2 separate regions of the Homo sapiens genome follow, and region 1 is linked to region 2. The links are chromatin loops, found by intact Hi-C in ENCODE. Cell type or tissue: HepG2. All regions are shown on one strand. Each heading gives the region's core, and the rest is flanking DNA. Links, peaks and the distances in the headings are about the cores only. Region 1 overlaps ENPP1 (ectonucleotide pyrophosphatase/phosphodiesterase 1). Region 2 overlaps ENPP1 (ectonucleotide pyrophosphatase/phosphodiesterase 1).

Region 1 (16,295 bases), core at 4,417-12,416, 51 kb after region 2:
TATGCTTCCTACCCACGGCTTCACCCAGAGCCCTCTGTTTAAATCTGTTTTATAGATTATGTTTCTACATAAGGTCATATTTGAAAACAATGATTCCACTGCCTTAAATTTTGAAAGATGTTGAAAAAACAAACACAGCCTTAAAATAGGAGAATGACTATGAGGTAAAGATGTTTGGGACATCTTTGATAATATACTTCAGTTTAAAAAATTAAGTTATTAAGGAAGAAAATCCAGTTAGAACAAACAATTCATGACAACATGTCCTCTCTGAAGGGGCTGGAATAGAAAATTCCTAACCAGTTCTTTCTCTGCCCACTATTTGTCTATAATCGCCTAGAAGTTAAGACTATCAATAATGGTTTACACTCTTGGTCATAGGTGTTCAAAAATGACATTTTCTTTTCTTTAGTGTTTCAATTTCAATGTCTTTAGGTAGAACTAAAAGAATTCTAAAAGTCAATAAACTTCTACAGAAAATAAAAATTATTTGGAGTGTGTTTATCTGCCTGTCTTCTAATTATTGCTCTCAATCTGGCAGAGTATGTTGAGGTATTGTGATTACTAGCTTCTTATATTTAATTATTTGTTTGAATTTGATTTTTATATGTATTAAAAGCATGCTCTACTGAAATATTCATCAAAAGGAAGATAGTTATTTCTTTCTTAAAATGAATATTGGCATGTTTTACAGAAAAAGAAGAGTCATCCGTAACCAAGAAATTTTGATTCCAACTCACTTCTTTATTGTGCTAACAAGCTGTAAAGATACATCTCAGACGCCTTTGCACTGTGAAAACCTAGACACCTTAGCTTTCATTTTGCCTCACAGGACTGATAACAGCGAGAGCTGTGTGGTAAGTAGCTTTTGTATATTTACTTTGCATGTTGAAAATCTAGACATATGCATATTTGTTTATGTCACCCATCTGACATTACAGTGAGAGAAAGCACAACTGAGTACACATGGACTTCGAAATTATAGGATGCTTTTAAATTTGATCTTTTAAGATGACATATCTTTGGGGAAGACTACCCTTGTCTGCTTTTACTTTTTTCTTTTTTTTTTTTTTTTTTTTAGAGATAGGGTCTTTCTATGTTGCCCAGGCTGGTCTTGAACTCCTGGCCTCTTATGATCCTCCTGTCTTGGCCTCCCAAAGTGCTGAGATTGCAGGTGTGAGCCACCCTGCCTGGCCCCTTTGTCTGGTAAAGATACTAAAAATCAGATCAGAATCAAACTTTGTATGGCTTAACCACTAAAGTCTAGGTTTATCTGAGGTATGGATTTTCTCTTTTTTTAAAACTGGATGTATAATTTCAAAGTGTCAGCACTGTTATAAATTAAAGTTGTTAGACAACATTTCAAATTTTCTGTGTATCACTTAATTATAAAAAATCTTTTCCTTTCTTATCGTATTGTCATCCCAGTGTGTTTGGGAATAATTGTTTTATATTATCTTATTTGCTCAGAATTTTAAAAATCTACATTGTAGATTGGGACATCAAGACTGCATAACATTTTAGCAATTTTTTTTTTTTTTTTGAGACAGAGTCTCACTTTGGCTCCCAGGCTGGAGTGCAGTGGCATGATCTCGGCTCACCGCAAGCTCCGCCTTCTGGGTTCACACCATTCTCCTGCCTCAGCCTCCCGAGTAGCTGGGACTACAGGCGCCCGCCACCACACCCAGCTAATTTTTTTTTTTTTTTTTGAGACAGAGTCTCACTTTGGCTTCCAGGCTGGAGTGCAGTGGCATGATCTCGGCTCACTGCAAGCTCCGCCTTCTGGGCTCACGCCATTCTCCTGCCTCAGCCTCCCGAGTAGCTGGGACTACAGGCGCCCGCCACCACACCCGGCTAATTTTTTTTTTTTTTTTTTTTTAGTAGAGATGGGGTTTCACCGTGTTAGCCAGGATGGTCTCAATCTCCTGACCTTGTGATCCACCCGCCTTGTCCTTCCAAAATGCTGGGATTACAGGCGTGAGCCACCGTGCCTGGCCTTTTTTTTTTTTTTTTTTTGGAGTCTTGCTCTGTCACCCAGGCTGGAAGGCAGTGGCGTGATCTCGGCTCCCTGCAACCTCCGCTTCCCGGGCTCAAGCGATTCTCCTGCCTCAGCCTCCCGAATAGCTGGGATTACAGGCACCTGCCACCCATGCCCAGCTAATTTTTGTATTTTTAGTGGAGATGGGGTTTCGCCGTGTTGGCCAGGCTGTTCTCTACCTCCTGACCTCAGGTGATCTGCTGGCCTTAGCCTCCCAAAGTGCGGGGGTTACAGTCATGAGCCACTGTGCCCGGCCCATTTTAGCAATTTTTAAGTTTTCTCTTATGGTGAGCCAAAATATATTTCTTTCAGAGTACTTCCTACATTTCCTTTTTTTTTTTTTTTCATTGAAGTGACACCAAGTAAGTCTAAACCTGAATCTGCAAAAAGATGTAGCTTTCATACCAGTCCCAATGAATGGGTGGTAGGTACCTGGAGTTAGGATCTTGAGACCCAGTATGAGCTCAGCAGGAAAGAGTGCTGTATCCACTCATTCATTCACTACTACTTTGATTCACCATTCATTCCTTTGATATTTATAATCAGGTGCTCTAGGTACTGAGGACACAGCAGTGAACAAAATAGTGAGCTCTTCTCTGGGCCCAAGAGTAGAATACAATGATCCGTTTGCCATCCCTGATGGTAGTAGTCTTTCTATATATCGTTAAAATTCATGAAGATATGTCTCTCCTTAATTGTTTCTATGATAAACTTTCAGAATTACTTGTTCCTATAGAACACATTTCTCATTATTTTTCCCTTTATTCTTTAGAATTAAATACAGAATAGCAAGATTTTAGTTGGTTGCCTGATGATTATCTGACTCCACTGAAAGTTGTCAGTTTTGTGGGCATTGTTGGAAACATGCAGCTATTCCCTGCTTCATTATTTCGTTTGAGAGATTATATTGTCATTGAATGTATCAATTAGAGTAGGGTTCTGCAGCAAATAACAGAAACCCCTTTGCAGTGGCTTAAGCAAGTCAGGGATTCCTCATGGAACAGCAAGTCCAGCTGCACACAGTCCTGGGATGGCGCTTTGGGTCAACTGCACCATTAGGGACCCAGAACTTTTCCCTCTTTCTGCTCCACCATTCTTAGCATGTGGCTTTGGCCCACGTGGGCTTCTTCATGCATCTTTGTAGGTAACACATTCTCATAAAAACTAGTATTTGTGTAGTACATTTGCACACATCATTACGTTTGATCCTCAAAATAACCCGATGAGGAGGATACAGATAAAGGAATCAAGACTTATATGTTAAATAACTTTCCTTAGTTTACCTGATACGATTGTCACAGAACCAGCCTCTTTTAAAAAAATTTTCAACTTTTAAGTTCAGGGGTACATGTGCAGGATGTGCAGGTTTGTTGCATAGGTAAATGTGTGCCATGGTGGTTTGCTGCACAGATCATCCCGTCACCCAGGTATTAAGCCCAGCATCCATTAGCTATTCTTTCTGATGCTCTCCCTCCTCCCACCCCCTGCCCTCCAACAGGCCCCAGTGTATTTTCTTCCCCCACACGTGTTTATGTGTTCTCATCCTTCAGCTCCCTCTTATAATTGAGAACATGAGGTTTCGATTTTCTGTTTCTGCATTAGTTTGCTAAGGATAATGGCCTCCAGCTCCATCCATGTCCCTGCACAGGACATGATCTTTTATGGCTGCATAGTATTCCATGGTATACATGTACCACATTTTCTTAATTTAGTCTATCATTGACCATATACACCATAGTATTCCATGGTGTGTATGTACCACATTTTCTTGATCCAGTCTATCATTGTTGGGCACTTAAGTTGATTCCATGTCTCTCCTATTGTGAATAGTGCTGCACTGAACATATGCGTGCGTGTATCTGTATAATAGAATGATTTATATTCCTGTGGGTATGTACCCAGTAATGGGATTGCTGGGTCCAGTGGTATTTCTGCCTCTAGGTCTTTGAGGAATTGCCACACTGTCTTCCACAGTGGTTGCACTAATTTACACTCCCACCAACAGTGTAAAAGCATTCCTTTTTCTCCACAACCTTACTAGCTAGCGTCTGTTGTTTTTTGACTTTTTAATAATAGGCATTCTGAGTGATTCTTTACATTATTCAGATATTCTTTCCCATGCCATGTAATTTCTGTTTTCCCCCTTTTTTTAACCCCACGCCATTGAAGTTTCTTAAACCTATGTAATGCAGGACCATCTGTTCCAGGTATAGTTTCTTTTCCCCAAACTTGAAGCATCTAATTAAACAAACATGCATGGTATGTATTAGAAGGAAAGCTACTCAAGAGGAGAGATGATGCCTAACAAATCATGTGGCACGTTCCACTTCAGAGCTGAAATCTCGTAAATGATTAAACTGGGGAGATGGAGCACTTATAGAAGTGAACTGAGTGTTCTCTTGGTAACTTTTCTTTTATATTTCCTATTCTCCTAGCATGGGAAGCATGACTCCTCATGGGTTGAAGAATTGTTAATGTTACACAGAGCACGGATCACAGATGTTGAGCACATCACTGGACTCAGCTTCTATCAACAAAGAAAAGAGCCAGTTTCAGACATTTTAAAGTTGAAAACACATTTGCCAACCTTTAGCCAAGAAGACTGATATGTTTTTTATCCCCAAACACCATGAATCTTTTTGAGAGAACCTTATATTTTATATAGTCCTCTAGCTACACTATTGCATTGTTCAGAAACTGTCGACCAGAGTTAGAACGGAGCCCTCGGTGATGCGGACATCTCAGGGAAACTTGCGTACTCAGCACAGCAGTGGAGAGTGTTCCTGTTGAATCTTGCACATATTTGAATGTGTAAGCATTGTATACATTGATCAAGTTCGGGGGAATAAAGACAGACCACACCTAAAACTGCCTTTCTGCTTCTCTTAAAGGAGAAGTAGCTGTGAACATTGTCTGGATACCAGATATTTGAATCTTTCTTACTATTGGTAATAAACCTTGATGGCATTGGGCAAACAGTAGACTTATAGTAGGGTTGGGGTAGCCCATGTTATGTGACTATCTTTATGAGAATTTTAAAGTGGTTCTGGATATCTTTTAACTTGGAGTTTCATTTCTTTTCATTGTAATCAAAAAAAAAATTAACAGAAGCCAAAATACTTCTGAGACCTTGTTTCAATCTTTGCTGTATATCCCCTCAAAATCCAAGTTATTAATCTTATGTGTTTTCTTTTTAATTTTTTGATTGGATTTCTTTAGATTTAATGGTTCAAATGAGTTCAACTTTGAGGGACGATCTTTGAATATACTTACCTATTATAAAATCTTACTTTGTATTTGTATTTAAAAAAGAAAAATATTCCTATCCTGCTCACTGGTAATTAACATAGGTTTAAAATGGCTTCAAATGTGGCCCTATAGACGGTTAAAATTGTACCTTATCTTGGCAAAACTTCAGAGCACCAGTCAGTGCATGCAAGGTGCCATTTTTTATTGAGATGCTTAGAATGTTTCTTTCTGTGCACAAGACTTACCCTACCAGCAGCAGAGCCATTCTCTGTTGAGTGGTTCATTTTGAAGTTCCACAGATTGAAGAGAACATGCCACCAATCACCTCACATCTTCTTGGTGGACATGATAAATGACACAATGAACTTGATTTCTTTACTACCTTGACTGTAGCTTTTTATCCCTACCTGTGAACCTTCAAAGACTGCATTAACTTTTAGGCTACATAGGTCCAATTGAGGTATAATATCAGTACACCAAAGATTTTTATATGTCCTTCGTGTGACCATTCTTCAACGGCCTAAGGGCCAGCTGCAAAGACTTTTGGAAAATACAATTTACAACTCAAAATTATTTAATAATTTAGGAAGTTGCTTTTTTTTTTTTTTTTTTTCAGTCCTGCAGTTTCCTGAAGCTCTGTATATGATATTTTTTTCAGCCTGCTTCTCTCTGTTGTTCAGATTAGGTAATTTTATTCTTCTGTCTCGAAGCTCACTGATTCTTTATTCTGTCTAATCTGTTCTGCTGTTGAGCCCATTTATTCCTGATTTTTATATTTTAGTTATTGTATGTTTTATTTCTAAAATTTCCATTCAGTTTTTCTTTATATCTTCTATTTGCTGAGAATTTCTGTCTCTTTGCTGAGACTTTCTACGTTTTCATTTGTTTCAAGTGCATTTATACTTGCTTGTTGAAGAATTTTTATGATGGCTGCTGTAAAATCCTTATCAGATAATTCCAACATCTGTCACCTCATTGTTTGCATCTACTGATGGTCTTTTTTCCATTCGGAAACATTTTCCTGTTTCTTGGTGTGTGGAATGATTTTTTATTGAAACCTGGATATTTTTAGGTATTATGTTATGAGACTATGGGTCTTATTTAAACCTTCTGCTTTAGCCAACTTTCTCAGATACCACCACAGCAGGGGAATTGGGAGCACTGCTTCATTATTACCAGGTGTGGCTAGGAGTCCAGGTTCCCCAGTCAGCCTCCCTTTATACTGAGTAACAGGGTCCCCTCATTACTACTGGGCAAGGTGAGAATTCAGTTTCCCATTAGGTCTTTATTGATTCTTCCCTGGCTGGAATGTGCAGCGGCACCTTTTGGTGCACCCTGGGAATCTCCACTAATGCTATGGGACAGAGTGACCAGGAAGAGCTTCATTACACCAGGTGGGAATGAAATTCCCAGTAGCCTACACAGCCTTCTCCGACACCACTCTGGAGTTGTATTCTTCCAGCACACAAACATACACAATTTAACTCAAAGCATCTTAGCAGAGCTTAATTAAATGGATAGATGCCTGTTCCCTTTGCTGGATACCAAGAATACAAAAGTCAGGGAGTTGGGGCACCTCTTTACAGCTTGGTGAGAGTGTAAGTCTGGACTCCCCACTCAGCATTTGCTGGTATGGGTGGGGCCATGGTGTTTTTCCATGGTGTTTGGTTGGAGTACAGCCTTTTTTACCCTTGCTTGGCTACCCTTTTCTGGTCCTTTGGCAGGAGAGAGCAGGACTCTCTTAGGGCTTTTTTTTCCCCTGCATTTATTGACATTTCCAGGTTGCTGACTTTTTCAGCTCCAAGTTGGAAATATATGAGCTGAAAAGAAAATGTAGGGAACTCATCACAGTGTTGTTACTTGGGCCCCAATGTTCCTAGCCTATTTTCTGTCTACTATTCAGAGTCTTGCTGTGTTTTAATATAATATCCAGGATTTTTATATGCATTTAGCAGAAGGATGTCTACTCTGCCTTTGTAGAAGTGTCTCACTGATTTTTACATATTTTTCCAGCACACAAACATACACAATTTAACTCAAAGCATCTTAGCAGAGCTTAATTAAATGGATAGATGTCTGTTCCCTTTGCTGGACGCCAAGAATACAAAAAAGAACAAGTGACAATTTTCTCTGTCTTAGGGAGAAGAGACAGCAGAAGTGTAAATGATCCCTAAAGAGTGATAGATGTTATCATGAAGCCACAGGAGGGGTGCCAGGCTGCACAAAAGAGACACTGGATGCTTCTTGGTAGTAGAGGCAGTGGCTTCCCAGCCTTGGGGCTAAGGCTTGTAGGGTGAATTGGAACTTTTCAGATGAGCAAGGCAAAGAAGGGACCTTCTAACATTCCTTGGATGGAACATTTTTGACATTTTCCCATTTACAGCTACTTATATTTTCTACAAGTGTCACTGTGACCAACTTATGTACACATACTTTTTCTTGCTTAGTTATAATAATCTGTTCTTAAAGAAAATGTCAGTCTCTACATTCTATGCTGACTGTTAAGGAAAGAGCACCCACATCTGCTCCTACTTAGCTTTTTTTCTGTGGTTCTTACACAGTATTCCTTTTTTTCTTTTCTTGAAAGAGACTCCTCCTTTCTTTTCTTTTCTTGAAAGAGTTTTAAACAGATAAGATGGCAAAAGTGACTGATCTCTACTCCCCCAGTTTGAATGGTAAATTTGAATGGTAAATTCCCATGAACATATATGGAAATGTCTTTATCCTACTTTCTCCAATAAAGGCTGTTCTTAGCTTTTCAAATGCAAAGTGAAACCTTTATTTATCTTGATTTCTTTTTTTTTTTTTTTTTTTTTTTTTTTTTTGAGATGCTCTGTCACCCAGGCTGGAGTGCAGTGGCAAGATCTTGGCTCACTGCAAGCTCCGCCTCCCAGGTTCACGCCATTCTCCTGGCTCAGCCTCCCGAGTAACTGGGACTACAGGCACCTGCCGTCACGCCTGGCTAATTTTTTGTATTTTTAGTAGAGAATGGAGTTTCACCGTGTTAGCCAGGATGGTCTCGATCTCCTGACCTTGTGATCTGCCCGCCTCGGCCTCCCAAAGTGCTGGGATTACAGGCTCGAGCCACTGCCTCCAGCCTATCCTGATTTCTACTGTCATGCCTCACATCAGTCCTTTTTTTTTTTTTTGAGACAGAGTCTCGCTCTGTGGCCCAGGCTAGACTGCAGTGGCATGATCTCGGCTCACTGCAACCTCCACCTCCGGGGTTCTAGCAATTCTCCTGCCTCAGCCTCCTGAGTAGCTGGGATTATAGGCGCATGCCACACCTGGCTTTTTGTATTTTAGTGGAGATGGGGTTTCACTGTGTTGCTCAGGCTGGTCTTGATCTCCTGAGCTCAGACAATCCCCCCGCCTTGGCCTCCCAAAGTGCTAGGATTATAGGCGAGAGCTGCTGTGTGCTTCTTAAGTGAGGTAAGTAACTTCCATAGAAAATTTCCATCAGTTCATTCATGAAAGAACAAAGAACCTGGCAAAACTTAAAAAAACGTTTCCAAGAATCAGATAAAAGAGGACAAACCTTAGGGAGAAGAAGGCAGCTGCTCATTTCCAGCAGGGGAAGTAGCTGCATAGAGTACAAGGACTGGTAGGCCTGTTGGCTGTTCCTGTTTAAGGAGACAAGATGGGCATGGAACAGGGACCACCCCCTCCTCTGGGAGAAGCTGTTACCCCCTTCACTTTTCCTCCTCTGTCATTACCCACAATCACTCTCCTTCTTTGCGCTATGGTAGGTGTTTACCCATCATAGGAATGGGCATTTGAACTTTGAAACTGAATGTGGTGATTACACTTCATGCTGAAGCTTTTCACATGAGTGCTTTCATAAGCATTAAGTAAAATTTTATAATGACTGCAGTCCAAGGACATTTTCCCTGGTTTTTGGCCAGTCTAAATATTGTAAGAGAGAGAGAAGAAAAGTGTACGGAATATAATTGTCTCTAAGCTAAGAAATGTGGATGTTCAAATAAAACATACGTACAGAACTCTGGCTGCTTTCCTTTGTGGCTTTGTGTGTGGAGGATGGGTAGGATCATGGGCGATGGTGCTTCTCTGCAGACATGAAACTGAGTCCGAGGGTTGTTGACAGTTAACCACAGCTGTAATGCTGAAAGGCAAAAGAATCCAAAGTTCATTTCAGGTTCATAGAGTAAACACTTCTGATCTGTGACCTATATCCTTGTTCTTGGTATTTTAATTATATTTAGTCATACTTCCAGGTAAAAACAAATGACAGGCATATATATTCTTTAGTATTTAGAATGGTCTGGAACCAGACTTGGAACTTCTATAGATTCTTTTAATGTGAAATTTTTGTATTTATCCTCTCCATTATAGTGATTGAACAAAAAAATGTTTACTAGAAATCATATTCATACCAGAAAACAGATATGTGAAATACATTTTAATCTACTAGAAATGGAAGAATCCTTGGAAGAGGCATTATACTCATGGGATGTCAAAAGGAAGGAATATAAAAGAAGCCTCTTTCATCCTACTCAATGCTGTTGTTTTAAATTTAACTTTTTACTTGCCTGTAACTTCTCGATTCAAGGGATAGTTTTAGGATTTTAATTAAAATGACATTTTAAATGATATATCAGAAATTCAGAACTCAGAATGGAATATACTTTGGCTTTCACATAGTAGAGATACAAAATAATTGAAGAAATATATAGGAAATAAATTTTTTACAGTGTCTCATACAGTGTCTCATAATTTTGCCCCACAATGTTTAGATATTTTTCACTGTTAAAAAATGTATGCATTTACTTAGATGGCATTATGCTGGCTGTGACATAAAGGAAATAAAACAGGGATCTCTGAACCGAAAGTTTATAACTTAACTAAAAATTCTAAAGGATTTTAAATTAGACTGAAATTTTCTCAGTCCAATGAATGGATCTTGTTCAAATTTTTATAGTTTAAAAAATCACTGGCTGGGCACGGTGGCTCACGCCTGTAATCCCAGCACTTTGGGAGGCCAAGGCGGGTGGATCACGAGGTCAGGAGATCAAGACCATCCTGGCTAATATGGTGAAACCCCATCTCTACTAAACACACACACACACACACACACACACACACACACACACACACACACACAAAATTAGCCAGGCGTGGTGGCAGGTGCCTGTAGTCCCAGCTGCTCGGGAGGCTGAGGCAGGAGAATGGCATGAACCCGGGAGGCGGAGCTTGCACTGAGCCGAGATGGCGCCACTGCACTCCAGCCTGGGTGACAGAGCAAGACTCCATCGCAAAAAAAAAAAAAAAAAAAAAAAAAAAAAAAAATTCTTATGACACCTACAATTTTGGATTCTCTGTTATATTCTATATCTTGACACAATGTTACTGTCTGGAGAGTTAACCACTTGTACTAAGGTCCAAACAGAAACAAGATGGTAAATCTATGGGTCTTTTGTCTGTGTACTTGTTCATAAGCTATCTCTACAGGTTTACTCAACAGCACACTTTAAGATATTGGCACTGGAATAGATTTTCCCAGCTCAGGGTTGACAGTAGATTTCAAAGCTGAGCTTACTCTGTGTCAGGCATTAGGGGTAAGTTGGAGAACAGGGCAGGTGGAATGCCTGCCCCCTTGGTGCTCTCTTGTCAATGTTTTACCTTTATTTCAAGGTCCAGCCCAAAGCCATATCCTTAGGATCCATTGTTTATGTGGTCAGACTTTCCCAACATTGGTGGTAACAGACAGTACATGCCCTCAGTCTAGTTCTTGTTATGTATTATGGTTGCAATACAACTACAGATGTGTAATGCAGTTGATTATTCCATAACCCATACACAGTGTTGGTAGATGGCACCGTGGCCTATTAAGAAATTTTACCCAGGACCCAGACTCCAAATCCAAATACACAACTTGCTAAAAGCAGTCTTTGCAAGCTTAACACGAAATAAAATAATTTCAAAGTGGTGTGGTTATAGGTATAAGAGGATTGTTAGCTTCCACTTGGGGTTTCCAGGGACCTGGCGGGATCTTATCCTACAGAGAACACCAACCTCTTAAGGAAACTGGGAAGCCCAGAGAAGCTGCGCCACCTAAACATTTCCCAGCCTGTGATCCTGTAAGAAAAGAAAAATAGCTCAGGGCAGCCTGAGCTGTGTGAGGCATGTAGAATTTATTAGGCCCAGAGAGATGTGAGTGTGAGACTTTATTCTTACCACCCACCTCCCGCCATGCCTAGGGGCAGTTGTTTAAAGTCATTTCATTCCTTATTAGCTGCCTCACTCATTATCCTCACATGCCTGGAGTTTGTGATGCAAAGAACAATGTATAGCAAGTTATGTTGTAACAATGTATAGCAAGCTTATGTTACGTTGATGTAACTTCTTGGTAAACAATTTAGGAACTGCCTCTTTTTTCCTTTAAAAACTCACTTGTAACTGCTGCTAATTGGAGCACACATTCAGGGCAAACTTGAATCCATCCCTCTGGGTTACAATTCTCAAAACTGGCCCAAATAAACTCTGCTTATATTAAGTTTCCTTCAGTTTTTTCTTTTAGGTTAACATCAGTTACATTTGCTTAGACTGTATACTTTGAGCATATTCCTGAAAACTGTAACCCTGATGAGATTTATGTGTCCCAAGTGTGCTGTTTCACAAGTGTAATCACCTGATGGGTTCTTCCTGCCCACTGACTAGACAAAACCAATTCACTGAGATTGTGACATTGTAGTAAAGAAAGCATTTAGTTAATGTTAATCTAGCTACATGGCTCAGAGGTTAGGGTTTTTCAAGGATAGCTTAGTAGGCATGGGACTGGGGAATGGGTACTGCTGATTGGTTGGGGAGGCAATTATAGGGGTGTGAAAACAGTCCTCATGCATTGAGTCCACCTCTGAGTGGGAGACCACAGGATTGGTTAAGTCATGAGTCATGGGTCCAGGTGAAGTCAATTGCCAGAATGCAAAAATCAGAAAAATGTATCAAAATATCAATCTTAGGTTCTACAATAGTGACATTATCTATAGAGACAATTGAGGAAGTCACAAATTTGCTTCACTGGATTGAGTGAAGACAGCCAGCCTGTGAGGCTAGAAGCAAGACAGAGTCAGCCACGTTAGATTTCTCTCACTGTCATAATCTTTGCAAAGGCAGTTTCACAGGGTGAGAGCTCAATACTGTGGGATTGTTTTTTTCAGTGACTGTAACTCTCATTCGGCATTTTAGCATCTGTATTAGTCCATTCTCACACTGCTATAAAGATATACCTGAGACTGGGTAATTTATAAAGAAAAGAGGTTGTTTAATTGGCCCACAGTTCTGCAGGCTGCACAGGCTTCTGCTTCTTGAGAGACCTCAGAAAACTTACAATCATGGCAGAAGGTGAAGGGGAAGGAAGCACGTATTCACATGGCCAGCAGGAGAGAGCAAGAGCATAAGGGGATGGGCTACATACTTTCAAACCAGATCTCATAAGAACTCACTTATTATCATGAGAACAAGGGGAAGTCTACCCCCATGATCCAGTCACCTCCCCTCCGGCCCCTCCTCTAACAGTGAGAATTGCAATTTGACATGAGAGTTGGGTAGGGACACAGACCCACACCAAGTTGGCATATATTTCTTACAAAGATAGTTTCCTTTTCATATGTTTATCGTCATTGTGTTTGTCTGTTTGCATTGCCATACAGGAATACCCACAACTTGGTAATCTAAAAAGAAAAGAGGTTTATTTGCTTCACAGTTCTGCAGGCTATGTAAGCATGGCACCAGCATCTGCTTGGCTTCTTGTGAGGCCCCAGAAAGCTTCCAATCATGGCAGAAGGCAAAGGGTGAGCCAGCATGTCACATGGAAAGAGAAGGAGCAAGAGAGAGAGGGAGGAGGTGTCAGGCTCTTTTAAACACTAGGTCTTGTGTGAACTCTTAAGGTGAGAATTCATTAGCACAAGGACAGAGCCATTCATGAGGGATCCACCCCCATGACCAAAACACCTCCCACCAGGCCCAACTCTGGCATCGAATATCACATTTCAACATGAGATTTGGAGGGGAAAAAACCATCCAAACCATATCAGTCATGTCTCCAAAACCATCTGTTATTTCTAGCATAATGTCTGGCACATCGGAGTTGCTCAGTAAAAAATGTCCAGATGAATGAAAACCAAAGGTACAGTCATACCAAACATCCACTTAAGACAGCTAAGGAATAACAAGTTACAGAAATACAGCCAGAGGACAATTTCACAGTAATTATTCTTTGCCTCCGTAGTTTTCAAGTGCTAGAAGATACTTTCAATGGGAAATTTTTTGAAAGAGTTTATTTATAGATCTCTTCCCAGTGCACAAAGCAGAATTTTTAAAAATAATAATAAAAGAATAAGAATACTTTTCAAGAGCCATTCACAATTGTTTCAGTTAATCTGTCCTGTGGAAAGTCTGCTGCCTGGTGAACTGAAGGGAAAGCGTGAACTTTTCAGTTTTGACATCTCAAATGAAAACCTCTCTACAAAGCACATAGTGTTTCTCCAGTGACAAGCTATCATAAACATTCACTGGCAAAGGTGGAGACACAGGGTAGTGCCTCTTGGTTCTCACATCCCTCAACTCCAGGTAACACCTTCTGCTATGAGGAAAAGCACATCAGTGCTACTGGTGTTACTACCCCAGTAGCAAACACACTGGGGCATCTGGAACAAATAGATTTTGGGCAACTTTCACACACTTTACCAAAGAGGAGAGACATTTTCTCACCCTCCCTCCTATCTTTGAAATTCAGGGCAATGGAGTTTAGCATTGGCTAAGTTAGTAGTGAAGTGAATTAGAGGTAAACAAAATTATCCCATCCATCAGGTGTCTGATGGATAGTTGACAGTGAAACTGAAATATGGAACATAAATTTTCATAGACCCAATGAATCAGCAATATTGTGATAACCAAGACATCTCTGAAATAGATCAAATACAAATATAAAAATAATCATAGCTATCATTTACTGGGTTTTGTTCCAGACATTGTGCTAAATGATTTACATTATCCAAGCAAGAATTTGAACCCAGGACTTGGCAAAGTTCATATATTTAAACAATACTGTATATTGTCTCCTCTGAAAGCACATTGAAAATGTTCCTGTTCTTTCATTAAGTTCTATTCCATCAGTAGTTGCATTCTAAACCAGTTATTCTGGCTTGAATTCTGCTGCACTGCACAAGACATTTGTTTTGTATCATCTTCCTTTCCACTTTCAAGCATTTGAGTTCACACCTGTTGACATTCTTTCTAGTCCCTCATAGAGGAAGTGTAACTCTTTTTCTTTCAGACCTGATGCCTCACTTCCTACAAGGCTTTGTTTCTCAAATCACACACACACACAGCCCCCCCCCACAAACACACCTGTAATTCCCACCTCTGTACTGCTTCCATCTCTCTTCTTGAATATGCTCTTGTCCTTCCATTTTTCTATTGTCTTTACCCCATTCCTTTTGTTGCCTCTGGCTCTCTTAGGCTTCTCTTTACTGTGGGACAGGACTAATAGTACTTGGTTTATATTTTCTGTCTTTATTTCCTTACTAAGCTGTCCCTTTTTTATATGTCAGTTTCTTACTGCCTCCTAACACCTCCCCACCTCCCATAACCTCCCTTTTAAAAACAATAGAGATTTTCTAATGGCAGATTTTATTTTTATTTTGAAAATTAAAAAAAAATACTGTGAAGTATAAGGAAGAAATTAACAAGCATCCATGCAACCCATGACAGTTAACGTTCTGCCTTCTTTGTTAGCTTCTTGATTATTGCATTAATCTCTTTTAAAAATATTTTTCATCACTGTGATTATCTCAAACATTCCTATATGTCCCCTTGCTTTCATTTTTTATCAATGCTTATTATATTACCTGCTATTTCTAGTTTATTATTTCTATATTTTTATTTTTTGGGACCTGCTATTCCCTGTTTTAAAATCTCTTTCTATTGTTTTATTGTTTCTTCTTTGAGCTTCTTTTTATTTATTGGATTTGTATTCCTTCCTATCAACCTGTTATATAACATGAAACATTTTTTCAGTGTTTATTCTCAATTTTATCACCTGTATTTTCTTCTAAGTGGAGCAGGTGGAATGAGCCTTTCCTTTCTACCTTCCTCTCTCCCTCTATTTCTTTCTTCCCTCCTTCCTTCTTTTATTCCATCCTTCCTTGTTTCCTCTCTTCCTTTCTTTGTTTTATTGTTTTAAACCTATAGCATATTTACTGAGTTTAATGCCATTTCTTTTTATGTTATTCAAGATCGACATTCTATTTTACTCTGAGATGGATAGGTGACCATCTTCCAAATTGTGTCTGAGTTATTTGTTTCTTCCTTTACAGTGTCAGGGAGGAACATTTTGTAGCTTATCAACTTTTCTGAAGCCAAAAGGAAGGTTAGTGTCAGGCCTCTGAGCCCAAGCCAAGCCATTGCATCCGCTGTGACTTGCACGTATACACCCAGATGGCCTGAAGTAACTGAAGAATCACAAAAGAAGTGAATATGCCCTGCCCCACCTTAAGTGATGACATTCCACCACAAAAGAAGTGTAAATGGCCGGTCCTTGCCTGAAGTGATGACATTACCTTGTGAAAGTCCTTTTCCTGGCTCATCCTGGCTCAAAAAGCTCCCCCACTGAGCAACTTGTGACCCCCCACTCCTGCCCGCCAGAGAACAAACCCCCTTTGACTGTAATTTTCCTTTACTTACCCAAATCCTATAAAACGGCCCCACCCTTATCTCCCTTCGCTGACTCTCTTTTCGGACTCAGCCCACCTGCACCCAGGTGAAATAAACAGCTTTACTGCTCTCACACAAAGCCTGTTTGGTGGTCTCTTCACACGGACGCGCATGAAATTTGGTGCCATGACTCGGATCGGGGGACCTCCCTTGGGAGATCAATCCCCTGTCTTCCTGTTCTTTGCTCCGTGAGAAAGATCCACCTACAACCTCAGGTCCTCAGACCGACCAGCCCAAGGAACATCTCACCAATTTTAAATCAGGTAAGTGGCCT
Region 2 (16,295 bases), core at 3,917-11,916:
GTACAGATCATCCCATCACCCAGGTATTAAGCCCAGCATCCATTAGCTATTCTTCCTGATGCTTTCCCTCCCTGCACCCCTGACAGGCCCAGTGTGTGTTGTTCCCCCCTCATGTGTCCATGTGTTCTCATCATTTAAAGTAATTGTTTTGAGCTGCAATTTTCTATTACCAGTGACTCCTAACATTATATTAGATTTAGGGGATTGTGTTCTCTTTCATGTACATCATATCATACTTGAAAATTAAAAAAATATACTTGTGATTATCTTAATTTTTCATTTAAAGAAAGGTTAAAGGCCCAGATCCCCTAAGTGACATATGGGCACCACTTAAGGATTTCCATTTCGTGTCGTAATCGTAAAACTTCTCAACCTTCTCTGACTTTATTTCTCTTGTCTTCTGTTCTTTTAAAAGAAAGATGTGACAGAAAGCACAAAAGATCCCCAAAAAGAGTGTGTGGTTTTCTTTTTTTTTTTTGAGATGGAGTTTTGTTCTTGCTGCCCAGGCTGGAGTGCAATGGAGTGATCTCAGTTTACTGCAACCTCTGCCTCCTGGGTTCAAGCGATTCTCCTGCCTCAGCCTCCCTAGTAGCTGGGATTACAGGCACCCACTGCCATGCCTGGCTAATTTTTTGTATTTTTAGTAGAGACAGGGTTTCACCATGTTGGTCAGGCTGGTCTTGAACTCCTGACCTCAGGTGATCTGCCCGCCTCAGCCTCCCAAAGTGCTGGGATTACATGTGTGAGTCACCACACCCAGCCGAGTGTGTGTGTGTGTGTGTGTGTTTTAATGAATACTGTTCTCTTTATTCACAGTTAGCATCCACTTAGACAAAATCTTATTGTTCTCTTTATTCACAATTAGAATCCACTTAGATAAAATCTATTAAACTCAGCCTGCTACTGATTTTCCCCACTTACCAAATAATAGAAGAACTTGGCGTTTTTTTAAATGCACGAGATTCATGACACTGACACAAATTAGAAGCAAGTACTGTTTGACATGATGGCATACGTCCAGCAATTTCATTAATCATTATTGTAAAAAAATGGGTTGATGGTGGATTCTTGGAAAGTCAAACAAAATTGCTGTGATAAGTCTTTGAAGCATGTTTTTGTGGACTCCTGTCTTAACATTACTCATTTTAAAGCCAATATTCTTCCTTTTATGTTTATGGAAAGTGCGGTACTGGCATCCATAGGGCAGAGATTGTTTTTATCCATAGAAGCAGGAATCCCTTTTTAGGGAAAGTGCTTGTGACCTTAGCTTGCTTAGAGCTCATGCAGAGAGGTCCTAGACGTGCTTTAGCAGCTGGGCTTGAGCAGGTAGTGACAAGTACTACCTTATGTGTGGATCTGTGCAGAGGCAAAGGAAACCAGTAGGGTTCCCCTCTGTTATGTTGCCATTAGCCTACTGATTGCTTCTTGTCAATCTTTACAAGCAGTGGTTTGGTAATAAATGACCTTGTCCACCAAGAACAAGAGTGAGTTTTCTAGCTTATTTGGGGTTCCTGTTGTCATTGTGTGTGTGTGTGTGTGTGTGTGTGTGTGTGTGTGTGTGTAGTTTGATAAATTACTTAAAAGTTTATAAAGGCCAGACACGATGGCTCATGCCTGTAATCCCAGCACTTTGGGAGGCCAAGGCGGGCAGATCACCTGAGGTCAGGAGTTTGAGACCATCCTGGCCAACATGGTGAAACCCCGTCTCTACTAAAAATACAAAACTTAGCCGGGTGTGGTGGCGCATGCCTGTAGTCCCAGCCACTCGGGAGGCTGAAGCAGGAGAATCGTTTGAACCTGGGAGGCGGAGGTTGCAGTGAGCTCTCATCACTGTACTCCAGCCTGGGTGACAGTGTGAGACTCTGTCTCAAAAAAAAAAAAAAAAAAAAAAACCCAACCAGCCAACCAAACAAACAAACCAAAGTTTATAAAATAACTCTTCCATTACTTCTTTACTACTTCCCCTTCCTTCTATCATTGTCATTTTCAACCTATGCCAGCTGTAAGTTGATAGGTATTCCTATAATGATTTCTGTGAATCTTGAAACCTGTTAATGAGATAATAAATATTACTATTCCCATAATTGCCAAGCTGACATAATTATGAGGATGTAGGGCATTCTGCTCTAAGACAATTATCATAGTAGATGTTCCCAGGCATCACATAGGCAGGCATTAATATTTAATCTTTAGTGTCTTCTACCATGTCTCTTTTGCTCTTAAATCATTGAGTTAATTTTATTCATTTTATTTTTCATTTCTAGAAATTTTATTTTTTTACTTTCTAGATCTTTTTTAAAATAATATACTGTTTTCTGTTACTATTATCTATCTTGCCTTATTTCTTATTTTGAACAGTATTTGAATAAATGACAATTCAAGAACTCATGAAAGACACCAATCTTTAGATTCAGGTAGCTTATTGAATCTTAAGTAGAATAGATAAAATAAATATATGTTGACAACAGAATAACATTGTAGAACACAAAGTTGAAAATAAAAAAGTTTAAAGCTATTAGAGAAAATAAGACAGATTCACTTCAAAAGGATGATAGTCTGATGACTGGATTCTCAGTGGTGATGATTAAAGCATAAGGTAGTGTAATGATATCATCACTGTGCCAAAAGAAAATAATTGCCAAACTGGAATTTGCATATCCAGTAGAAATATCTTTCAAAAACAAGAATAAACCAAAGACATGTGCAGACTAACGAATACTGAGAGAGTCTGCTATCAGGAAGAATCTAAAAGATGTACTTTAGGCTGATGATTCCAGATGAAAGCTGAGAAGAAAAAATGCATAAAGAAAGTGGTAAATATTTGGTAAGTTTAAATGAACTTATAAAACAATGATGTCTAAAGGGGTTTACAAGTTAGATAGTAATATTAAAAGAAAAGTCTGAAAAGCTATAATCTAAGCATCCATATTAACAGTAAGAAAAAAAAAAACCCGAAACCCAGAACATTAAGCCTAGATATGGAAGGAAAGAAAAATAAGAGTAAGACCAGAAATTAATAAAATAACAATAAGCATACAAAAGAAAAGATAAGATTACTCCTGGTTAGCCTGATTAAGTAAAAAACAGACAAAAAAGGGTGGCAGTACAAATCATATCAAGAATGAAAAAGAACACAAATAGAGATGCTGCAGGCATTGAAAGTATAACAAAGGGTTATTATAAACAACTTTATAACCATATGTTTGAAAAGGTAGGTGAAATGAAAAATTACAAGAAAAAATACAACTTATCAAAATTACTCAAGAACAATTAGAAAATCTAAGTAATTCTCTAGCCCATGAAGAGATTGAACCACAAATTAATAAACTTCTTACACAGATTTTTCTAGGCCCAGATATGTTCTCCACTGAGTTCTTCTAAACCTCCAAGGAGAAACGAACTCTAATCTTACCATCCTTACAGCCTAGTTTATGAAGTTAGCATGGCCTTTCACTTGAAGATCTTTTTACTGTCGTTGTCCTGGAATTTTGCAGTGATGTGAATCGGTATGAGCCTTCTTCTATGATTTATTATTTTGGATACTTGATATTAGGACTCTTTGATGTGAAGTTTTGTATATGTCTTTTTGAATCCCATTGAATATACTTAATAAGATGTCTTTTTATTTCTATTTTTTTTTTCTATTCCCCTCTCCCCTTTACCATTCTGTGTTGATCTTAGACTTTTGTCTTAGGCTTACCTCCAATGACTGGTGAATCATGGTGGTTCATTTATATTTAAGGATGAGAGATTAGGTAGATTTCATGGAGCTTTGAGTATTCAGGCAGAATTTGTTTATTGAAGTTTGCTTAAGGTAAATAGGCAGAGAAGGAGCTTACTGTTATGCTGAGAACCCCTAAAATGCCAGAATGAGGAAGAGTTTACTCTGGGTCACTAATACCCACATTAGTCCTGTGGTTGTCCTGTGTACTGATTCCAAAAGTACATGGGTCCATTGGAGAAACTTTGGAAAATAAATATAAACACTAAGAAGATGACAAAATAACTTGTAAGCCCATCCATCAAGTGTAGATTTATGTATAACCAAAAATTGGGACCATATTACCCATTCTGTTTTATCATCTGTTCTTTATACCCAATAATGTGTCATTTTTCCATGTCAATTAAATATTCTTCTAAATCATGGCTGTATAACAGTTATATACAGCCATATATACAGTTATATACAGTTATATACAGTTATATACAGAAGGCTGTATAACAGTTATATAAATGGTCTATATTTCTTTAGCTATTTTCCTACTCTTGGACATTATGTGTATGTCTATTTTTTCTTATACATAGTACTGTAATGTATATATTTACATCTAAATATTTGTACATACTTTCTTAACCTTAGTATAAACTCCCAGAAGTGCAAATAATATAGATGTTTTATGGCATTTGTTTTAGGATTTTTCACAGCTACTTGTACCCAAAATGCTTGAATCAGTCTAGGGCTGCAATATATTAAAAGTGCAGATAGATATGAATCTGTAGAAATCTCTAATATATTAATACAAATTGGTGTTTACATGGATTCCCTTTTCAGTAGCATGGGCTGGAAGGCCACTGTATACCTATAACTAAAATGTCTAGTGCCATCATTTCCTGCAAAATAATTTGTTGTATTTCTTCTCAGATTCCTTGCTCCTGCATGGTCTTCAGCTACTGTTGAAAACAGATTACTGTAGAACTAAAACAAAAAAAGGAAAAATGTTAATGCACTGGTTTATGGCATTTAAGAAAATAGGAACTAGGCTGTCGTACAGTTGACAAACATTGGTAAAGTTGTACTATCCCTTTGGAAGAATCCGTAGTGGGCCCAGTCCTTTCAGTGATTGGATACTTCTAGTAGGAACTACCATTTATTCAGTAACCCTATGCCCTCGTCACCAATCTAGGCATGTTTTGTACATTCCGCCGAAGGCTCCTGCCAACTTTGTGAGGTGGGTATTATCACCACGTCATAGATTTAAAAATGAGGCTTAGTGAGGATTTGAAACATTCCCTACTTTCACAGCTGCTGGTTGTCTAGAAGTCAGAAGAATGCAAGCCGCCTGAGACCACTGCAGTTGTTTTGTGCACAGGTGTCTCTCCCGCACTAGGTCAGTGCTTGAGATGTAGTAGGATCTCAAGAAATATTTGTTCAATGCTGAATAATGAATTGAAAGGTGGAATTTGAACCAAAGTCATTTTGAACTTGAAGCTCTTTCTACCAGGCAGGTGTCAATTTCTTTAGTTTTAGTGTTTCACTGAGAGATTGTGAGATTTGTCCCTATGTGATGTGCTTGTTCAGTGCTGGATGTCCCTTTTCCTGATTTTCATGTGACTAGTTATGTAAAGGGCTTCACATCAAGTTTCACTGCAGTTTCAGAGGATCTTCTTCAGATAAATCTAGCGTAACTAAAATGATACTGAGTGCATAAGAGACCAAGCATGCATGAACAACTGCTTGAGTGGACTTAGGAACTTTTTTTAGAAGAGATTCTAACTTCTGCTTTGAGCTTTTGTAATGCTCCAAAGTTCTTCAGGAATGTGTTGTCTTTGAATCTCCCTTTGAATATCTTGTAGAAGTTTCTTGGCACTGGATTTACTCAATAGGATCGAATCCCCATCCTCCAGCAAACGAAATCCCGTGAAGACTCCCAGCACCAGGCTGGTCTGAATCCTCACAGTTCTTTTTCAGAAAGCATGCAACTTTGGTCAAAGATCAGAGGACTGATAGGCAATGTAGTCAGCTGATTCATTTCAAATGGCACTTTCATACCGTCTGACACATTGGAATACCACATCCAGCAATCTACCATTTCCTAAACAAAATTTTGTGTGTATATTTGTTGTAGGTATCTTTTATGTAATGCAGACACAATGTCACTTAACAAACTGACTCTGTCAGCTTAGATGAGGAAAATTAGGGGATTTATGGTTTCTCCCCATTTATGTTTAATTAAATCACAGCTTGCTGATGTTCAGCTTAACGATTATTTGTTGAATGTTTACTTTGTGCAAGGCACCATGCTAGATGTGGAAAACACAGGGTTGAATAAATAAATCCATGCCTCTCGGGAACTCACAGTCTAGTCAGAGACAGACAAATCTTATGGAGCATGGTAAGAGCTGCAGTAACTAGGGGTGAGGGAAGACCTAGAGAAACATGGTGCTAGCATCTCCTCGGTGAGGAGGGTCTAGCAAGTCCAAGACCTCATTTCCCACCGGACTCATAACATAGCCTTCCACAATGATCCCAAGGGATCGTTCTGGGATTATTAAATCCAGTCCTGTCACTTTCATATTTCAGCGCCTGAACACACTCCACTGACCGCCCGCAGGCTGCCTCAGGACCCATTTGTTCCCTCCCTTTTCCCTCCAGCCCCTTCCCTTCCCACTCCTACCTGCCTCCTTTACACTCTGCCTGCCTAGGTTCAAATCTTGCTGTGGATGCTTATCAACCCCCGGTCCTTGGCAAGTTACTAACCTCTGTAGCTCACCTTCCTTAAACTGTGTTAATCGTAATCTGTCTTGTGATGTTATAGTTTGGATTAAATGATTTAATATAAAACTCTTAGAAAAGTGCCCGGCACGTAGGAATTACTAGAGAAGTGACAGCCATGATTGTTGTTGTTATTTTCTCCTTCCCAGGCTGGTGTTGTCTTTCCTACCTCTGTGGCTTTGCATGAAGCACCATGGCGTATATATGGTCACCACTATGTCATTTCTTAGGTTGCTTCTAACTATGTCATATCTTTATCATCAGCCTATGGCATCATTCCAGAGTTGTTGTTGCCTTTATTAGATTTATAAACTCTGACATTAGGACTTCACTGCAAATTATTTTTTTTTTTTGTATTTCCCCACAGAATCTAAATACATTGCATCTTGCAGATACTCAAACCTTTGTTTACTGACAGAGGGAGAGGTCCCTTTTTCTCCAAATCTCTCTTTGTAAAGCCTTTTGAAACCCTTTTCTTCTTTTCTGCTCTCCACTGTGTTGTTAGTATGTTAGCATTTTTTACATGTTTCTACTGAAGTCCATTGCAATCATTCGTTCTAATGCTTCCCCCGGCCAACTTCCTTTGTTTCTCTGTAAGGGTAGGAGTTGTTTTATTTGTATCTCTGGTCTTTAGTACAGGGACTGCACATTGTGGACACTCGTATTTCAATGAATGCCTGATACAGAAAGAATAATACACATGATATTAATGCCATTGTATTTGAGGGAATTGGTGAGGGAAAAAAATTTTTTTTTTAGTATTTCTTTTGACTCACTAAATGTCTAAGAACTAATGATTTAGTTAACTAAAGAAGCAGGAAACTCCAAATATTCCAAAAACTTTGCTTTTACTTTCTGTCTCCCAGTTTCTTGTTTTCTAAGATAAGATGTATTTCTATGGTTTCTTAGAAAATATTAAAATTTGAAAAATACCTAAATTGTTATGGAGATTAAAATGGATGGTAGATTATGATATTGATGAGTTAAACTGCTTTGACAGGAAAATTCAAACTAAATTAGGTTTCACAGCTCTGAAAATTATTGAAGGGGAATTTCCTACTAAAAATCATTCTGATTAGGTGTTTTGTAACAAAGTAGTAGATATTCTAAATTTCATCTTTTATGGATGTGACTGTCAATGAGAAATGATCATTTCTATTGTCATACTTTTGTTTCAGTTCTATGCTATGCCTCATCTTATAAAAGGTAAATCAAGAACTTCTTTTTAATAATGAAGAGGTGATTTTTAAAAGTCAGCATGTGTCTTCAGCTACTTAACAAGAGGATAAAGAGCTATATATAAACCATGTGTATTTTAAACCAATGGTTACCATTTAAATGCTTGCTTACCACCTAGTCTTTCCATAGTAGTTTTCCTGTCCATCTAGTTCTTCTACTCATATACTCATATCCAATTTGTCCTGCCCCTTTCAGCCATTCCACCCATGCCTTAATTCTCTTATCCCCTTTTGTATTCTGTTTTCCCCACCTTTCCCTCTCCCAGGGCATGTCGTCTTTTTTTTTTTTTTCCCCCATTTTCCCACTTCCACTCTTAGAATTTCAGGCCATTCAAGTTTGTTATATTCCATGATTTCAGATTAAGCTGGGCTCCCAGAGCTGGAGGGTCTTTTTACTCTTCCCTCGTTGACAGTCTTTGTTGTCGCCACTGGTTTGTTGCCATCTTTCACATGGGATGCCCTAAGCCCTCTCTATTCCTTCCACACTCCCACCCAGATGCTTCTTACTTGGCCAAGAAGATTGAAGAGGTTCCTCATCAGCTGTTTCTAGCTTCCTGTTGCTATACCTTAGTTTGTTTTGTGTGTGTATGTGGTGTTTTTGTGTGTGTGTGTATATCTTCCTCTCAGCCTTCTGACATGCCTATCTCTGAGCCTAACCCTCTGAGAGTATTTTATTGTATAAGTAAAATATGACTTGTTCAACCAGCTTCCTTAAAATGAGCTTAGGTTGTTCCTAGTTTTTTTGTTCATTTGTTTTATGAATACAGTTTTGAAATAAACACCTTGGACAACTATTTTGGCCACTTGTGAGAGTACAGTTAGTACTAGCTTTGCATGATTCTCTGACATGCACAAATTTCAGTTACCACAGTTTAATTAAATAAAACCAGCTCCCAACAACATAGTTCAAATTTCATTTACCAAGATATATTAACTGTGAGTAATTGCGTAAAGTACAAACTTTGCTGCTAGCTCATCAGTCCACAAATCACTGTGCAAATAGCAAGTGCAAGTTATGGTCAGTGACCAATTGCATCATTTCTTTCAAAATCTGCCAGTGATTAGCCCATAGGCATCTTTTAGTCAGTTCATGCACAGACAGCAAAAGCATGTAGTTGTGTTGTTGCTTTGCCTCTCAGAGGTAAACCTATATGACGTTTTCAAAAAGTGGATAATTGAAAAAGTGAATGAACTGATGAAGAATGAAAGTAAAGAAAAGAAAGGAGGTAATAATGCTGGAAGTGAAATTGAAGTCAAAGTAAATGGAGTTATGGAAGAAACAGCTAACCGTGGGAATGCTAACACTGCCATGGTGCAATAGACTCCAGATATGAAGCCAGAGGAGTCTAGTGAAGCTGAATTTTTTGACATAAATGAGGAGAGTGGTTGTGAGAAAAAGAATGAAGATATCCCAGAGGGAGTGACACTGCCACAAAACTTCCTCTTGGAGACATTTCATAATGTTGAAGGTGCAAAGCTTATGTGAAAACATTGGAAACTGATCTAAACTTAGAAAGGAATATGGAATATGACAATTCTCCAAGGCACAGAAAATATTCTCACTCTGTATTGTGAGTTATGTGATAGATGAGAAGAAGGTAAGTACTGTTTGGACTATTCTAGATAAGTTTACAGATAAATACAATTTCAATTCTTCATGGTTTTTTTTTTTTTTTTTTTTTTTTTTTTTCCTTGAGACAGAGTTTCACTGTGTCGCCCAGGCTGGAGTGCAGTGGTGCGATCTTGGCTCACTGCAACCTCTGCCTCAGCCTCCCAAGTAGCTGGGATTACAGGAGCCTACCACTGCACCTGGCTAATTTTTGTATTTTTGGTAGAGACGGGGTTTCACCATCTTGGCCAGGCTGGTCTTTAACTCCTGACCTCGTGATCCACCTGCCTTGGCCTCCCAGCGTGCTGGGATTATAGGCATGAGCCACCGTGCCTGGCCAATTCTTCATGTTTTTAATGTTTTAAATTATAATACACTAAATATAGATGTTTTACTATGTTTTATTTTCTTATACATTTATAATTGACAGTAAAACAGTTTTTGTTGTTGTTTTGGCTTGTTTTTTTTTTTTTTTTTAATTTTTTTTGAGCATCTTGCTCTGTCGCCCAGGCTGGAGTGCAGTGGTGCGATCTGTGCTCACTGCAACCTCCGCCTCCCGGGTTCAAGCGATTCTCCTGTCTAAGCGCCCCCGAGCAGCAGGGATTATAGGCGTGCATCACCATGCTGGGCTAATTTTTTGTATTTTTAGTAGAGATGGGGTTTCACCATGTTGACCAGGCTGGTCTCAAACTCCTGGCCTGAAGTGATCCCCCCACCTCAGCCTCTCAAAGTGCCTGGCCGTTTGTGATGTTTTTGATAGATATTTTTAGAGATTATCTTTCCATATAGTTGTGTCAGTTTACACCACCATCAGAAGTTTAGGAGAATCCATTACTATTCTCTTCTGATACCTTGTTCTGCTTATTTGCCCTTGTTGACTTGCTCAAGCTCTTCCTCTGATACCTCCTTATTTTAAGGAATATACACACACACACAAAGAAAAACACATGTTTTTGCATCCTTAAAGAAGGCTAACCTTTTGCTTTCTTTGCAAAAACTCTTCCTTTCTTTTATCCATTTTATTTTGAAGTAAGTAAGACCTGCTGCCTCACTTTCCTTACCATTCACTTCCTCTTAAGTCTTTGCAGTCACTTGACAGTAGGCACCTCGAGAGCAGAGGTCATGTCTGTTTTATTACTGAATGTCCAGTACATAGTCCGTACTCAATACTCTTCATCTGAAGGAATGAATTCTTATAAAAGCCTCCACCAACCATCTACTTGGTCCTATTCACCCATTCCTCCTGTCTCTATTATCTCTTCACCTTAGCTTTCCGGAAATACTACACCATCTTTCCATACCTCCACCCATTGTCCATTCCCGTTTGCATTTTCTTGGTTTCAGCTAAGATAGGCTGTTCATTATTTATCTGCCACCTTCCATGTGCCTGCCTTCGTGGAACCCTTCTTTATGCTGCCCTTTCTCCTAGAAGTTTGCTGTGTTCTGTCCTCTCTTTCCTTCCTCCAGTTCCACCTGGCAACATCACGCCATCATTTCCCCCCCATTCAGAGCCATGCCAAAAGCTTGCTCTAGGAAACTCTTTCTGATCTCCCTCTCCCTAACCACCCCAACCTTTCTCCTTCTTTAAACAACTGTAGAACTTTGCAGGCGGTTTGTAGGGCCTACCAAATATGGGCCACTGATGTGCTGTTTTTAACTTCTCCTACCCAAGTAGAAACCCCTTGAGCTATCTCTTATTTTTTCCTTCAGTGTATAACAGTCTTTGCGCATCATTGGTACTCAATTAATATTTTATTGAGGTGCCCTGTAATCTGACATTCCAGGGAGCTTTCAAGGAAACTTTGTCACACTAAAAAAAATTGAGGATTGTTTTGTGGGTTATTCCGCTCCTTTGTCTTCTAACTCACAGAAGTTCTGTCATGGTTCTTAGGGGTTGTAGGGTGTGTCCACTTATTTTAAAATGTCAAAGACCAGAAGAGTGGAGAATGGGAAAGTGGCAAAGTGTTAGCACTGGAAAGATGTTTAGAGATCACGTAGTCCAACCCTTAAATTTTATAGATGAATAAACTGGTATCTAGAAAGCTTAAGTGACCTGCCTGAAATCACACAACTAGTTTGTGGTAACACTTGGTCCAGGAGGTTGTCAGCTGACCCTCTTCAGGGCTCGTTCCCACAAGGTACCACAGTACATGTGAGGATGTTAGGTTTGGGTTTGTGTAGAACTGTTAAAAGAGGCATATAATATTCCACATATTGCCTTTAATGGATTGATACATAGGAAATCCAGACTCTGTAAATAGTTTTCTCTCTCTTTCCCTTAATAATTATAATTTTTATGACTAATTCATTTATACTAACTAGGAGAGTTTCTAATTACATTAACATTGGATGGTATAGAATGGTTGGTTGACATTTGAGTAAACTTTTTATTAAAGTATAAAATACAGAAATGTATACAAATCACAAGTGTATAGTTGGAATTTTCAAAAAGTGAACACATCTACGTGACTAGCCCCAGACTGGAAAAAAGAACAGCACCAAAAAGTTTAGAAACATTTAAAGCAATAAAACATTTGGAGAAATAAAAGGATTTTAAAACTATATAAGGCCAGGCCTAGTGGCTCTTGCCTATAATCCCCCCACTTTGGGAGGCTGAGGCAGGAGGATCCCTTGATGCCAGGATTTCGAGGTTACAGTGAACTATGATCATGCCACTGTACCCTAGCCTGGGTAACAGAGTAAGACACTATCTCTAAAAATAAAAAATAAGATAAAATATTTTTTAAAAAAGAAACCATGTAATTTTCTCTTTTCTCCCTACAGGTATTGTCAGTATGTGTGTTAACAACAATACTTGGTTGTATATTTGGGTTGAAACCAAGCTGTGCCAAAGAAGGTAATTAGGTGTGTGTGTGTGTGTGTGTGTGTGTGTGTGTGTGTGTATGTGTGTGCACAGCCTTATTAAGAATGTGATTGAGGTAAACATTATCTCCTATTCCTATGGGTACTCCATAGATATTGTCAATTCAACGCTGGCTTGAGCCTTTTTCCTGAAGTTCTTGTATTATATTAGTCATATAAAGTTCTACTTACAAAACATGGCCGGGGGTTCTGATGCTGTTGTCCTGGAGCCCATGCTCCCTGACTTCCTCCAGGGACTCAGAGGACATTCTTTACTGCTCTTTTACCCTAAGGAGTTAGTTGCTGAAGCAACCCTGTAGGTTACTAGGTGACAGTTACCATCCCTGGGCAACCAGAAACCTGTCAGTATGTGCTCTTAAGGTTCTAAAATTGCAGACATTGGTTGTTTCAAAGCCACAATGATATTTTTTTAAACTTCTAGATATATTTTTCTTTCCATCAATTGCAGAAATCTATCCAGCATTGACAAGATTATAATAAATAATTAAACTGGATCACAGTAAATCGTAGTGGTTATTATCTTGTCTTTGAGGTAGTTCCCCCCCCATCCTCTCGCAATAAAATCATTGATGGTCATTCTAGAGAATTCAGCTTTGAAAATTGAACAGGTTCTTCTGTTTGGCTATTCTGTGATTGTAATATTAATTATTTAAAAAATTTTTAGTGATTATTAAGCTATCATGTACTGTTGAAAAGTAGTAATTTTATGTATCAGTAAACTATTCAGAACACATGTATCTAAGTTTAACTGAAGTAAACAGTTACAGACTTTAGTGTTTACCTATGTCATCTTTTAGCATGAAGTGATTCACTCCTGAGTTGACACATACAAATTAAAAATGAAAAATAACAATTTTAATCCAAGCCCAACATAGTATGCATCATATTTTTAAAAATTATTAGGTGCATATTAATGAGCTCCAAGTAATAGCTATTATTCCAATAGACTTCCCTGACCCCCACTCCAGGTCAGGAAAGTTCGTATTTCTGACACTAGAAATTATTATTGTTACTTCATCTTCTTAAAATTGCCTGATTTCCCAGTGTCAAATGAGAGGTAAATTCCATGGCAGTGTCTTTTTGGGTCAGAACACCATTAAAGTCAAGAACTAAGATTATTTCTTTTTTGTTGTTGTTGGATGTCCCTTATTTTCCATGTGTTCCTTTTTTTCTTTTTTTCTCATTGTCCTAATTTTCTAGCTCTCCAGTGAAACCTGGCTTATTCAAGGTATCTAGTAATGAACTTCAACAGTAAAAAACTGTCATGAAAAGTACTTTCCTCCCATGTCTACCATTTATTCATTTAGCAAAAATGTGCTAATCTCAACTATATGGCATGCACCTGGCTGGGTTTTAGGGAGACAGTATGCTGGGCAAAGCCAGATGTGGTCTTGGTTTGCCGTCTAACTGGGATATTAACCAAATAACCTAGTTACGTGTGGAATTAAGTAATTGAGGGGAAGGACAAGGTTTTATATGAGCTTAAAAAAATGGAAATCAGGCCTAGCTGGGGAGTTAGGAAAGCTTTTTAGAGGGAGCCAGTCTGGATCTAAAGGTGAAATGGGTGTTTCAGGTCAGGGAGGGAAGAGCTATGCCAGGGAGCATGTTCTGAACAAACCCACTACTTCTTTACACCAGGATTGAGAGTGAGGCAGGCTAGGTAATCTTTTCCTTTCTAAAATATTCTTAACCACTTCTAAAAAAAATTTTTCCCACATTTTGAAATTTTAGGGAACCCCATGCCTGCTTAAGCCAACTTTTTCATAGCACAAAGTATTCAGAACAAGCCTTTATTCTGACTTTTATTTTATCACACCATGGTTATTTAAGTCTTATCAGACCCAGTAACGTTTGTAATAATAATCATTAAAAAGTTATCTTTCTTTCCTACATCAGGAGATAAAAATCACAAACCAGGCACATAAGGTTACTTTCTGTTTGTATCACTTTTTGTGTGTATTTGTGAAAAGATTTTTGCCTTACTTTATTACCCCATCTGTATTTTCTAAAGTAGTATTTGAACCTAGTGTACACCTAACTTAGTTGTATTCGTTGATGTTTACTTTGAATTATATAATGATTAGAAACATCTGACTTATCGTTCAATTTTTTCAGTTAAAAGTTGCAAAGGTCGCTGTTTCGAGAGAACATTTGGGAACTGTCGCTGTGATGCTGCCTGTGTTGAGCTTGGAAACTGCTGTTTAGATTACCAGGAGACGTGCATAGAACCAGGTAAGGATGAGCAGGGAAAAAAGTGGAGTTATGGTCATTAGGAAAAGATCAAGGAAAGTTCTGTGTCTTTCAGGTATGTGATTTACCTAATTCATTTGAATTTTTTTTAGTTTAGCATACATACACGTTTTGACATTAGCTTTTATATTTTCTTTCAACAGTTCCTTAAGAGAAAAAAATTTACAGAATTTCTCTGTTAAACATTTTATGGATAGCAGAACTTTGTCTATTTTTAATGTATGCTGAAAGCCTTTGTAATCTAATTTGCATTCAAATTCTAAAAGCCTGCTTGAAATATAGAAATATTTTCATTATGGTTCTTTGACGGCAAGAGATCTTATATGTCCACCTATATTTTTCAAAATAAAACTATCAGAATATGAAAATTTTCTTAGTTAGATTTGGAATTCTCTGCATATGACATGGAATAATTTTTAAATGAGAGAGATTTATTTATTTTTCATTAGTATTTATTTTTTAAAGACAGGGACTTGTTCTGTCACCCAGGCTGGAGAGCCGTTGCTCGACCATGGCTCGTTGCAACCTTGAACTCCTGGGCTCAAGAGATCCTCCTGCCTCAGCCTCCCAAGTAGCTGGAACTACAGGCTCACACCATTATGCCCAGCTAATTTTTAAAATGTTTGTAGAGATGAGGTCTCACTACATTGCCCAGGTTGATCCCAAACTCCTGGCCTCAAGCAATCCTCTCACCTTGACCTGAGAGTCAGACTTAGATTAAATTTTAGCAGGTAGAAGAAGCCAGGTCTACATATGAATTGCATATGGTAAGGTGCATCTAAATTTGAAAATGACAAAATTCTGGACTTTTAGTGAAATAATAATAATTGGTTCCTACATATTTTACCCCATTAGTTCAGAGTGGCCATGGTAGTGGCAGATTCTGTGAGTGACTAAGAGCTGTGAAATTGTTCATTGTTGCTCATGGATCATACTCAGGAAGACAGCAATTCTGTGTTCACTTTGGACATGTTGAATTTGAGACATAAAACACATTTTGCTGATGTTTGTTTCTAGAACATATATGGACTTGCAACAAATTCAGGTGTGGTGAGAAAAGGTTGACCAGAAGCCTCTGTGCCTGTTCAGATGACTGCAAGGACAAGGGCGACTGCTGCATCAACTACAGTTCTGTGTGTCAAGGTCAGGTGCTCGTTGGGCTCTGCAGCAGCCTGGTATCTTCCAGCGTCTTAGCGGGGCTTTACATAGGTGTTATCTTTTATATTAGGAGTCATGGCTATTGGCCAACTATATTAGCTGAAAAAAATAATTTTAAAACTTTTTATTAAAGAAACTTTTAAACATACACATGGGGAGAGAGAGTATGTAATGAACATTATACCCATCACCCAGCTTCATAATTATGATTATGTGCACACGGCCAATAATATTTTATCTATAACCACTCATTCCCCTGCCACCACCCTCTCATGTTATTTTGATAATAGCAGCACACTTGATGTTGTATTTGTGGAAAGATCCCTCTTACAGTCCTGGCTGACTTTTATGTCCCGGCTTCCCTCCTAGTAAATGGGGACACTGTCTGCTGTGCATTGAGAGAGTCGATGTGAAATTGTTTAGAAAGATTCGAGGGCATTTTGTAAGGTGATACTATTATGATGTCTTGTCCAGGTATTATTATTATTTTTTTTTCAAATTTCTTGACAGAACCTGACTCTATATGAGAGAGAACTAAGACACCAAAATACCAAGGATTTTGATGAGTGGATAGAAGGGGAGGGTTGTAAATTTTGGCTGAAAATATTAAGAATTTGAAAATGGAAAAGATACCTTCAAGTTCTCACAAATACAGTAGTATGTT

What was found. Peaks named below come from ENCODE experiments on the same cell type or tissue, not always from the same donor. Only the 100,000 strongest peaks of a DNase experiment are listed, where the experiment ranks them.
Region 1: a loop joins it to region 2, with 7 times the contacts of the local background. A loop is called at or near these places in 2 of 110 quality-filtered maps.

What each region holds. Positions count from the first base shown.
Region 1 is chr6:131,885,868-131,902,162 of GRCh38, forward strand. It overlaps ENPP1 (ectonucleotide pyrophosphatase/phosphodiesterase 1), which reads left to right. Exons shown (of 25, transcript NM_006208.3): 24 at 695-857; 25 at 4,474-9,288. The coding sequence ends at 4,644. It overlaps CCN2-AS1 (CCN2 antisense RNA 1), which reads left to right and starts at 16,085. Exons shown (of 3, transcript NR_187596.1): 1 at 16,085-16,284. RefSeq lists enhancers at 9,358-9,502, 15,455-16,008, 16,009-16,295 and a cis regulatory region at 9,424-9,437. In HepG2, for the core only: no CTCF peak of the experiment used is centred there; DNase peaks (open chromatin) are centred at 9,064, 9,394 and 10,944; H3K4me3 peaks cover 672 bases.
Region 2 is chr6:131,835,652-131,851,946 of GRCh38, forward strand. ENPP1 (ectonucleotide pyrophosphatase/phosphodiesterase 1) reads left to right here. Exons shown (of 25, transcript NM_006208.3): 2 at 12,125-12,197; 3 at 14,339-14,455; 4 at 15,491-15,616. Among named protein-coding and RNA genes, the nearest start is that of ENPP1, 36 kb to the left of the region's middle. In HepG2, for the core only: no CTCF peak of the experiment used is centred there; DNase peaks (open chromatin) are centred at 5,691 and 8,750; H3K4me3 peaks cover 3,544 bases.